Linked DNA regions of Mus musculus: region 1 is linked to region 2. A link is a loop called in an ENCODE intact Hi-C map of the cell type or tissue named here. Cell type or tissue: left cerebral cortex. All regions are shown on one strand. Each heading gives the region's core, and the rest is flanking DNA. Links, peaks and the distances in the headings are about the cores only.

What was found. A loop is a pair of places that touch in the nucleus more often than their neighbours do. Peaks named below come from ENCODE experiments on the same cell type or tissue, not always from the same donor. Only the 100,000 strongest peaks of a DNase experiment are listed, where the experiment ranks them.
Region 1: a loop joins it to region 2, with 9 times the contacts of the local background. A loop is called at or near these places in 2 of 42 quality-filtered maps.

What each region holds. Positions count from the first base shown.
Region 1 is chr3:58,113,838-58,119,221 of GRCm38, reverse strand. Gm40056 (a long non-coding RNA gene) reads right to left here. Exons shown (of 6, transcript XR_003954487.1): 3 at 427-2,101. Among named protein-coding and RNA genes, the nearest start is that of Gm40056, 27 kb to the right of the region's middle. In left cerebral cortex, for the core only: no CTCF peak of the experiment used is centred there; DNase peaks (open chromatin) are centred at 1,686, 2,150, 3,520, 4,208 and 2 more places; H3K4me3 peaks cover 235 bases; H3K27ac peaks cover 2,903 bases.
Region 2 is chr3:57,932,129-57,937,512 of GRCm38, reverse strand. No RefSeq gene overlaps it. Among named protein-coding and RNA genes, the nearest start is that of Gm32753, 15 kb to the left of the region's middle. In left cerebral cortex, for the core only: no CTCF peak of the experiment used is centred there; DNase peaks (open chromatin) are centred at 1,657, 2,181 and 2,404; H3K27ac peaks cover 346 bases.

The DNA of each region.
Region 1 (5,384 bases), core at 73-5,072, 180 kb before region 2:
CTTTTAATCATCTATAATTCATACCTAATCATTTGTTGACACTTACATACATTTTTATTGAAATTTACATACATTGTGATAAGTACTGCATTGAATCCCCCACCCCCCAACTTTTAGATATCTCAAACAGGAATTATTCTGAGGAAATCTGGCAAGCTCTTTCCCTTTTCATTCTTTACATGTTTTAAAACACCCACTTATTTTCTCTAGAAATCACAGCTTCATCATTTTTCTCTATATCCCAATGAGCTATAAACTGATATCTGAAAATTTATGTATCTGTCTATCACTAATCTACCCACCTATCGAATCCTCCGTTGCTGTTCAAAGATATTTGAGACATGCTGCATATATGTGGGTGCTCCAGAGAAAAGGAACCGATAGTATGTAGATAGTTTGAGTCTGCTATCTCTCCCACATACTCACGTCTGAACTCTTGGTCTCCAGCTGGGGGTTCTACTGGGGAAGGCTGTAGATCCTCTAGGTGATGGGGTTTAGCTAGCAGAAATAGGTACCAATGGTAAGTCCTTGAGGGTATAATATCCTCGGCTCCTTCTCATCTAGCTCTTTCCTATTAGAACCACCATAGAATGGTTTCCACCATAAGCTCTCAATGCCACAGAGCTGCTTTGTCTTGCCCTGCCCACCATGCGGTGGACTGAAACCCTTGAAACCCTGCACCAAGATGAAGCTTTCCTTCGTTAATGATGCTCTTGTCAGGCACTGTGTCACATTCATGAGAAAAGAAAGTACCCACCTCCTGGCGCATGTGTGTGCATGGTGTGTGTGTGTGTGTGTGTGTGTGTGTGTGTGTGTGCGTGTGCGTGTGCGTGTGCGTGTGCGTGTGTGTGAGTGTGTGTGCATATGTGTTTGTGTGTATGTGTGGTGGGATTTATTAATTGGCTTAGCAGACCAGAGGCTGAGTAGTCACAGGAGCTATAGGCAGAGATCCACAGAAACCACTAGCTTCTCAATCAAAGAATCAGGACTAGTAATACGCCCCCATTCTGAAACTGAAGGCCTGGAAACTCCCCAGAGAATTGCTGGTGTGAGTCTACATTCAAAAGCTGAAGAGTCTGTGATCTAACGTTCACAGACCATAGCAATAGCAAAAGTGCATCTGCTCAAAATGAGTTTTGTGTGCCCTTGCTTCTGCTTTTCCTTTTGTTTGATCTAGGCTTCAAGCTTACTGGGCGAGGTCATGCACATTCAGAACAGGTCTTCCCAAGTCAGTTTCCTGACACACATACCGACTGTCTCTGGAACCACTGTCCGACGTAAGCCCTAAGTGTGCTTTAATACTTCTCTAGATGTCTTTCAATCCACTCAACCTGGGAACCAAATATTAACCATCACAGACTATCTCCTACATGTTTGTTATTTCCAAAGAACTAAGCCTGGCAACTTTCATGCAGCTGACACTTAATAACCACATATTTACATAATGGATGCATACCAGTCTTCTAAATCTTACATATTAACTACTCCTTTCATTTCTAAACCTAACTATCAGAATCAAGCATAATTTGATACCACATTAAAATTTCTGGAGCTAGGTTTCAGAAATGTCTATTTTCAACAAGCTCCCCAAGCAATTTGGAAGCTGCCAGCTTGTTACCAGCCTGCAGACTGGAATTTGAAAACCAAGGACTGCTGTATCTTTCTTCGCCCCAGAATCCTACATTCCCTTTTCTCCACCTGTGTACCACTCTAACCATTTTCTCTTAGCAACCAAGTAACCACGCTGGCCCATCTTGAGATGCTCACCATGAGATAAAGACATGCTTTCAAAGTCTTTAGAAAATAACCATGTCTACAGACATCAAAACTTTGTCCTACCAATCACCTGCTTCCTGCAAGTGAGTAACTACTTATACAACTCAGATAATCATAGAACATGGTCTAGATACATTTCAGCACATGGCATCCTTACTCCATGACAGACTCATTAAAATCCCCACACTGACCTTCATCTGTTTTGTCTCGTCTTCATTTCTCCCTAGCACTTGGGAATCTCACCTTCTTAGATAACCGGATTCTGCTGGTTTTGCAAGCTGAGCCGACCTGGAGCATCCTCTTCTGGGCAGCCTTCGTAAAGAGGCTGTTGAAGGAGAACAAAGCAGATTCAAGAAAACGGCCATCTGGTTTCCATGTTGCAGATGCCCACATGAGCCTTGAAAAACTCCAGCAGGGGAGGAGGTGGAAGATCCCGTGGGCTGGCTGATGAAGGGAGAAATGAGGAGGAGACTCTTTCCCCTCAGAATTCCCACAGTTGAACCGAGTCTTCATAATGGCAACCAGGAAGTGAGAACTGGTTGACATAATTATACATCTAAATTCTTAAGTAAACAACCTTATTTTTATATTTATAGCCCAGAGACGAGTGTGTGGCCACCTTCCTATCCTAGCTCTTTGGAGAGGATCAGAACGAGAACCTTTGTCTAATTCCCTATATTCCCTTTTGCTTGTGTGTTTTAGCCAAACTTCTGCCAAGGCAAAAGGAACTCTACACGTGTATGTCATTAAGCGCTACATATGTTATATATCATATGCACATCCATCCATATATATAAAATACAGGGTAATCTCCTATATCTACTGTAGACATGGTAAAAACCAGGGTAAGAAATATAATTTTATTTAAAGTTTCATTTAAAATGTTTAGAACTTTGGAAGTTAAAAAAAAAAAAATCTTAGCAATGTCCTAATCCGATCAGTCTCGTTTTAGAGGATAAATGTAAAACTCAGAGAGGCAAATTGCCCTGCCCATGCACATACAAGTTAGTCAGGACCAGATTTATAGGGGTCTGAGTGATATGTGCCCTAGATCTCTCCTAAAAGAAGAATTTGTTGTTTCTGCTGCTCTGAAGGCAGATGGCAGCTAGCCTTCAGCTGTCAGCTTCTTTGAGACTTTCCTGGGTTAGTCCATATCCAAAGACCCACTGGAGTGCAGAGGACCAGCCTTTTGACCTTGCTTGGGGACACTTTAATGGTCACTTTATCTTCAGACATCCTTGTTGGCTGCATGAAGCTATCAGGTTGGTAGTGGATCTACTTTTGTTGATTCCAAGGGCACTACTGAATATATTTCCTATACATTGATCTTCATTGTAGACCTTTATCTTCAAATAATCTGATCTGGAGCAAGAATGAAATAAGAATGGATAAGAATTATTATCTTTTTGTTCCTGAGAAAATATCCATTCTGGAATTGTGGTGTGCATGTGTGTGTGTGTGTGTGTGTGTGTGTGTGTGTGTGTGTTGTCCACGCATGTGTGTGTGTCTGTCTCTGTGTGTATATGTTTGTGTGTATGTATTTGTGTGTCTGTGTATATGTATGTGTGTGTCTGTATCTGTCTGACTGTGAGATAGACATATGCATATGCATTATAGAGGCATATCTACATGCTTTCTTGGTCTCCACACTTCTAAGAGCTTTGGAGAGGTGAGGTGGAAAACAGCTCCTTTAAGAAAAAAAAAGTACAACCCACTTTAAACTCCCTGGCAGATGCATGTGCATTCTCACCACCCGCCAAAATGCTCTGGATTTGCAAATGAAAGACACACACACACACACACACACACACACACACACACACACTAGCTTATTTTTAATATGCTCTAAGCAGTTCAATGGTTGGACACTTCCAAACCTTCCTGGGGCTAACACACTCTCCCCTCTGACATTCCTGAATTATTTCTTACTAAAATTTGTGTTTCATCTCTGCTGCTCCAGATTCAATTAGGGGACTGCTTTCCCCCTATTCTTACATGGCTGGTTCTCTGTCTTCCCCAGCTCTCATGGGTGTATCCTATTGTTTCTCTGGCATGGCAATTCTAAACTGTTGTCTTCCCATGGTTCTTTGCCCAGGAAATCTAAACTCCCTCCTTTGTCTCCCTGTCCAGCCATTGGCCACTGGCAACTTTATTTACCAATTAGAGCCACCTGGGGACAGGGACACTCAGTGGCTCACACTCAGATGTGTGAATTCTCATGTGTGACTTTGGGAGCCGAATTAAAACAAATAGCATTACAACCAATCGACAACACAACCAGACCATGAAAGAAATGCTGTCACATCTTCAGACAGTAATTTTCAGGCATGCAAGGGGAAGCCACATGACTGACTCTTCTGGTTCAGCAAAGGTCTGAGGGTTCATAGAGGGCAGGTTGTGCTGGAGGCTCTCTGAATGCAAAATGCAACTCAAGGACCACGGCCAGCAGGCAGGTAAGGTGGAAGGATATCCAGGAGCATAGCACTGGGGCTTTCAGAAACCACAGTAGGAACAAGGAAGAGTAGATTAGATTGGGCAGAAGCAGCAACATTTTATATCAATAACCTAGAACAGTAATACTTGTGAAATTCCTTATTTGATTATTTTTCATGTTTTTCCCCATACATGAATATACCATGGTTTACCTGATCTTAGGCCAAGACCAAGAAGTGACAAAGGGCCTTACAGGATTGGTGCCTTTGGAATCAATGGGCTGAGGCTGAAAGGCAGGTCCAATTTGTGTGTCTGTATATGTGTGTATAAATGTAGAGGCTAGAGGACAACCTTGGGCATTCTTTAAAAGCTCTCTGTCCTGTTTTTGAGAAAGGGTGTCTTGGTTAGTTTCTTTCTGTTAGCTTGACACAAGCTAGAGTCCTGAGAAGAGGGAACTTTCATTGAAAGAATGCTCCCTCCAGATTGGCCTATGTGTAAGCCTGTGGGGAATGTTTTTGCTCAATGATTGATGGGGGGAGTGGGGGACAGGCCACTGTGGGTGGTGCCCTCCCCTTGAACAGGTGATCCAGGGTTGTATATGAGCAAACAATGAGGAGAAGGTCAGTAAGTAGAACTCCACAGCCTCTGCGTCTCTTCCTATCTCTAGGTACCTGCTTTGAATTTGTCTTCAAACTCTCATTCATGGCGGACCACAATCAGAGCATGTAAGCTGAGATTAAACCCTTTCCTGGTTTCTCTGGTCATATGTTCTATCTCAGCGATAGAAACCCTAACTAGGACAGATGGTCTTTCGATGTTCTTCAGCTCATCAAGTAGGCTGCCTGGCTGCCAGCAAGCTCCAGGGATCCATCTGTCCCAGCTTCCCTAGCACTGGGATTGCAAGCTGCCGCAGTGTGTGGGTTCTGGAGATGAAGCACAGCGCACATGCTTATGTGGCAAGCGCTTAACTCGCTGATTATCACTTCCACCTAGCAATATCAACTTAACAACAAATGGATGGTCAAAAATCTCCTCTTTTATATTATTAAATGTGAGACTAATTCCAAGTGGAGATGACATATTTGGCTGTCTCCTCCATTGCTTCTTTTCAGCCAGCACGATTGATCCTATAGATTTCCGACTGCTGTAGACAGGAAGCCACAGCTCTCACCTTA
Region 2 (5,384 bases), core at 222-5,221:
AGCTAAACCTAGTTGATTCATAATTATACAGGTCCTGTTTCCATCTGTTTCTGTTTTTGAGAGAGTGTCTCACTTAGCATAGGCTGGCTTTGAACTCATAACCCTCCTGCTCTTATCTCTCAAGTGTTATAATTATAAACACGCACCACCACACCCAGTTTCAATTCTTGCTAAGATCATAATTCAAAATCTAAATTGAGAAATCCCAATCTCACATCCCAAGACTGAGCCAAAATTGTTACATCTGACCTTCCCGAGCACTTAGGCCTGAGCCAGCACTTCTTTTTCTTCATAGAACATTCTGGTTCTCTTTTCTTCTTGAGCTCTAGCAGACACAGCAAGCAAATCAAAACCTAAAGGAGTAAGATGATCAGGTTTGCCTGAATATTTAGAAATCAATGCAATTATATGTCCTTTCAACTGACTGCTTCATTATTTATACAAAAATTGAGCCCTGTTTTGAGCTCTTAAAATCTGGTAAGTTTTCCAAAAGTGTATTTACTGACATTGAGCACTCGAAATAAATGGTGCCATAAATCTTAGGCTGTTTACTCGCAAGTTAGCTTAACTCAGGTTTGAGCCCAACTGAAATTCCCTGAGCTCCATTTACATCAGTAAAACAGTTACCTTATCTACAACTTGACCTGTGTTGTGATGACCAAATGAGATGAGATTTGTAAAAGGACTTACAATGCTGTAGTATTGATTGTCAAGCTGCCATGATCTAGAATCTCCTATGAGGCATACCTTATAAGTTTACAGACTTATAAACTGGAGTGAGAAGAGGCACCCAAGTTGGGGCAGTGCAGTTCCATGGGCTAGTGTCCTGGGCTGATTAAATGCAAGAATGTGTGTCAATCATCATTATTCATTACCCTCTGCCTCCTGCAAACGCGCAGATGCAATGTAACTGGAGGTTACATGCTACTGTTGGCACAATTTCCTCTTCATGATGTCCTCACTCTGATAGACTGTATCCTCAAACTGTGACCCCCAAATAAACACTTTCCTCCTTAAATTTCTTTGCCAGGTATTTTGTCACACCAGAAAACTATATAAGCCTGAAATAACATTTGAGAAACATGTTCTCAACTAATCATACTTATCAATATGCTATATTAAAACCACAATATAGTATATTCACAACAGCCAAGTAGACAGAAGACAACGGGCAGCTCTTTTTCTTCCTTTGTGTATTCAGTGTTCCCTCAGCTCCTCTGTTCTACTAGAACATTCTAGAAGCAGGGAATGCATTGGGAGACAAGAAAAATAAGCCAGCACTACTGCTTTCCTGGAGGACATATGTGAGTGGCAAGAAAATGCCAGGCAAAAAAGGAAACAATAATGATAACTTTTAGACATTCATAAATCATAGGAAGAAAATGAAACACGGTGATACAATGGTGATGTGTGGATTATTAGGGGAGATCTCTCTAGAGAGATAATTGCAGCCACACCTGCCAGAGGAGATGCCGTGGGAATATACAAGGTAAAGTGATGGACAGCATGTATCAAGCCCTGGGGCAGCATCAAGCTTGACCTGATCGGAGAGCAGACTGCAGGCACTCTTGGCTGAGGTCGAGGCCCTGGATTATGAATGTGTTCCATGATGCCCAGAGTGTGCAGTGCCGGGGATCAAACCAAGAGTTTTCTGCCTGCTAGGCAAGTTCCCCACCAGTTGATCCACATCTCCATATCAAGGTATATAGTTTTTTTAAGTCCACTTTCCGGGTGAGAAAACTGAGGCAGGGATGCTTAATAGTAGCTAGTGGGAAGCAGACCTAAGGACTGAACCTATGCCACTGGCTCCAGGGTACCTGCTTTTTACATCACAATTTTGCCTCTTTCCTAACTAAATTGCACAAATATGCATCTTTTGTTATTTGAGTGATATATGAGGAGAAACCAAAACTGTATTTATTTTGTCATTTGTTGCTTTATAAATAAGTGCAATTGTTTCCCTTCTTCCTAAAGATGGAAGCCCCAATTCGTTTTTTTTTATCTCAAGTACACTCTTGGGAAAATGACTATAGAAAGTGGCTCTGATTAATTCATGTTCTCCTGACTGATGGGGGAAAACCCTTGCTGGGCCAAATGAAGCCCACTCATCTCCTATGCATTGCCTAGTTATTTTTAAAAGCATGACAGTGCACCAGATTAAAGCAGAAAGTCTCGCTTTCCTACTTATCCTTCTAAGTTTGCATTATGGATATACAAGAACAACTGACTCTTCTTAACTCTCCTCACCCCTACTCAAAAGTTCCACACACAGCACAGTAACAAGGAGCAGAGAATGCTTACAACCTAAACACATTAAAGATAGAGTCATCAGATAGGAGGGAGCCTTAATTGAGAAGATTCCTCCAGAAGATTGAGCCGAGGCAAGCCTGTAGGACATTTTAAAATTAGTGATTGACGTGGGAGGCCTTAGCCCGTTGTGGGTGGTGCCATCCCTGTGCTGGCTTTTCTGGCTTTTATAAAAAAGCAGGCTGATCAAGCTATATAGAGCAAGCAGCACTCCTCCATGGCCTCTGCATCTGTTCCTGCCCTGTTTGAATTCCTGTCCTGACTTTCTTCAATGGTGAACTAGAATGTGGAAATACAAGCCAAATAAATCATTCCCTCCCAAAGTTGCTTTGGTCATAGTGTTTCATCACAGCATCCTAAGATGAGTAGCAAGGATGCTTACCTGTGTGTCGGTGTCATCTGTCTAGCCTGAATCTGTCTTAGTCTTTAACTTTGTCATTTTGTCAACATGGATGTCTGGTTAATATTTCTGATACATTTAGCTTTTTTTCCCCTTGCCTTTTTTCTTTTTCCTTCCTTCCTTTTTTCCTTCCTTCCTTTCTTCCTTTTTTCCTTCCTTCCTTTCTTCCTTCCTTTTTTCCTTCCTTCCTTTCTTCCTTCCTTTTTTCCTTCCTTCCTTCCTTCCTTCCTTTTTTCCTTCCTTCCTTCCTTCCTTCCTTCCTTCCTTCCTTCCTTCCTTCCTTCCTTCCTTCCTTTTTTCCTTCCTTCCTTCTCTCTCTCTCTCTCTCTCTCTCTCTCTCTCTCTCTCTCTCTCTCTCTCTCTCTCTTTCTTGTTCTTAAAAACCTCACCCTGAGAAAGGCTCAGGGCTGCAATTAACTGGTTTTTGGTTTCACTCTGGGACATGGAAACACAATTTCACTTAAACTACAAGTGACAAGCTTATAGTTTACCACCCACTGTAGTTGCTGGCCTGCTAATAAAGGCTTTCTACTGTCTTAAACCTGTCTTCTGAGCAGTCTTCTCTGGTAAGATACCCAACAGTTTCTTATTGGTAGCTTCTAAAGCCTCCCTTTCTCCCACTTTTCATAACACCAGCAAAGGTCACTTTGCGTCCCAGGGATGTACTTTAGGGGATTCCGATGATCCCCCCAGGGAAGAGACTTCTTGTTCTTTTGGAATCCGTGTAAAGAAGAAATAAAAACGCCAGCAGCCAGACCACCTTCCGTCCAAGCAGACCATGGAGATTTGGTTCAGTGCTGTGCTGGTCACCCCTTTCCACATGCTGAATAAAAATGTTGTCTCCTTAACATCCCACTGTGTTATTCTCTGGCTCTCTCACTCTCTGGTTCTCTTGTTCTCCCTCTCAAAATCTTGCCCCCCCCCCCTTTCTGCCAACATCCTGATAGGAGGCTCCATGCCCCTCTCTGGCCTGAAACTTGAGAGGACTACATCCACCTCCCCCAGTCCCCAGGCTAACCTGGTTTAGGTTTTACTCTGGGATATGCAAACACACTTTCACTTAAACTCTAAATGACAAGCTTCATTGTGGGCAGCAGCTCAGGATTACTATGGAAAGAAAGTGGGCAGACCCTTGAGGGAAGTAATCTGGAGTATTACTGTGGTCAAACTTCACAATAAAATTAATAATAATAATAATAATAATAATAATAATAATAATAATAAATAATAATAATAATATAACGTTTGCTTAAACTTACATTACAGAGAAAAATACCTCAGTTAAATTTAATTTTTCAGGCAAATAAGGTATGTTCCGATATTGAATAGGACACTACCTCTGTGGCATCATGAGAACACAGGAAATTGTCAAAGGGTGAGAGCACAGTAGGAATAAGGACTTAGCATCTGAGTAACCATGTGACCCTCCCCACTCCAGCTGGTAGAACCACCATGCACCAACAGAAGAAACAGTTCTCAAGGGGCCCAAGAAAGTTCCTGAAAATAGAAACATTGGTGCTAGCACAAACCTGCCTTGCAATTAGCCTGAACAGCTTGGCACCGCATCCAAGAAACACCAAAGTGGGACAAAAGAAGGAACAAGGGGACTGTGTACCAAGAGAGTGTCTGTCATGCCTGTCTCTTAGACACCAAGTCTGTGTCTGAGAAGCTCATCTGCATCTGGGATTTCTGTGCTCTCCGTTTTTGTCTCATGTACATTTCCCTTGTTTCTCAGTCAAGTGTCTTTGTGAGTTTTTTCAATTTATCTCTAGATAATTAATGTTCATGCTGTAATTCCCTTTTTTAATTTATTTATTTACATTCCAAATGTTGCTCCCCTTCCTGGTGGTCCCCCCTCCAAGAGTTCTTCAGCCCATCTCCCATCCCCCTTTCCTCTGAGAGAATGTTCCCTCACCCACACCCAGTCACCCATGAGCCTCTCAACCTCCTATTCACCTCCCCTGGGGCATCAAGTCTCTACAGGATTAGGTACACCCTCTCCCATTGAGGACAGACAAGGCAGTCCTCTGCTACACATGTGCAGGGGGCCACAGACCAGCCCATGAATGCTTTTTGGTTAGTGGTTTAGTCTCTGGGAGCTCCCAAAGGTCCTGGTTAGTTGATATTGTTGGACTTCCCATGGGGTTGCAATTCCCTTCAGTTCCTTCAACTCTCCCATAGGGGTCCTGGACCTCAGTCCAATGGTTGGCTGTAAATATCTGCATCTGTCTCAGTCAGCTGCTGGTAGAACCTCTCAGAGGGAAGCCATGCTAGGTTCCTGTTTTCTGCCATCCTCATGGTTGAATTTATTTTGATTTCCAGCAGTTTCTGCCCTCTGGCTGAAGAAGATGGATCTTTACAATGCAAACAGGGCCTTCCATCTTTTACACATACTGTAATTCTTGATCATCATCTAATATTCAATCTAATATCCAATCATACTGATTCTCTTTCATTTATCTATCAATAACTGATAAACTGATGTTGGGTTATTTCAAATCAGAGGCAAATACATAGACGGCTCTTCCAATATTCAAGTAACAGTTTTTGTAAATGTTATATGTTATTTTTTTCTTTTTGGTAAATAGCTACAAGTGAAATCTCTGGATTATATTATAATTATACATTTAGCTTATCTTAAATTTCCAGTGTCTAAGAGTTCCAGTTAGTTTACATT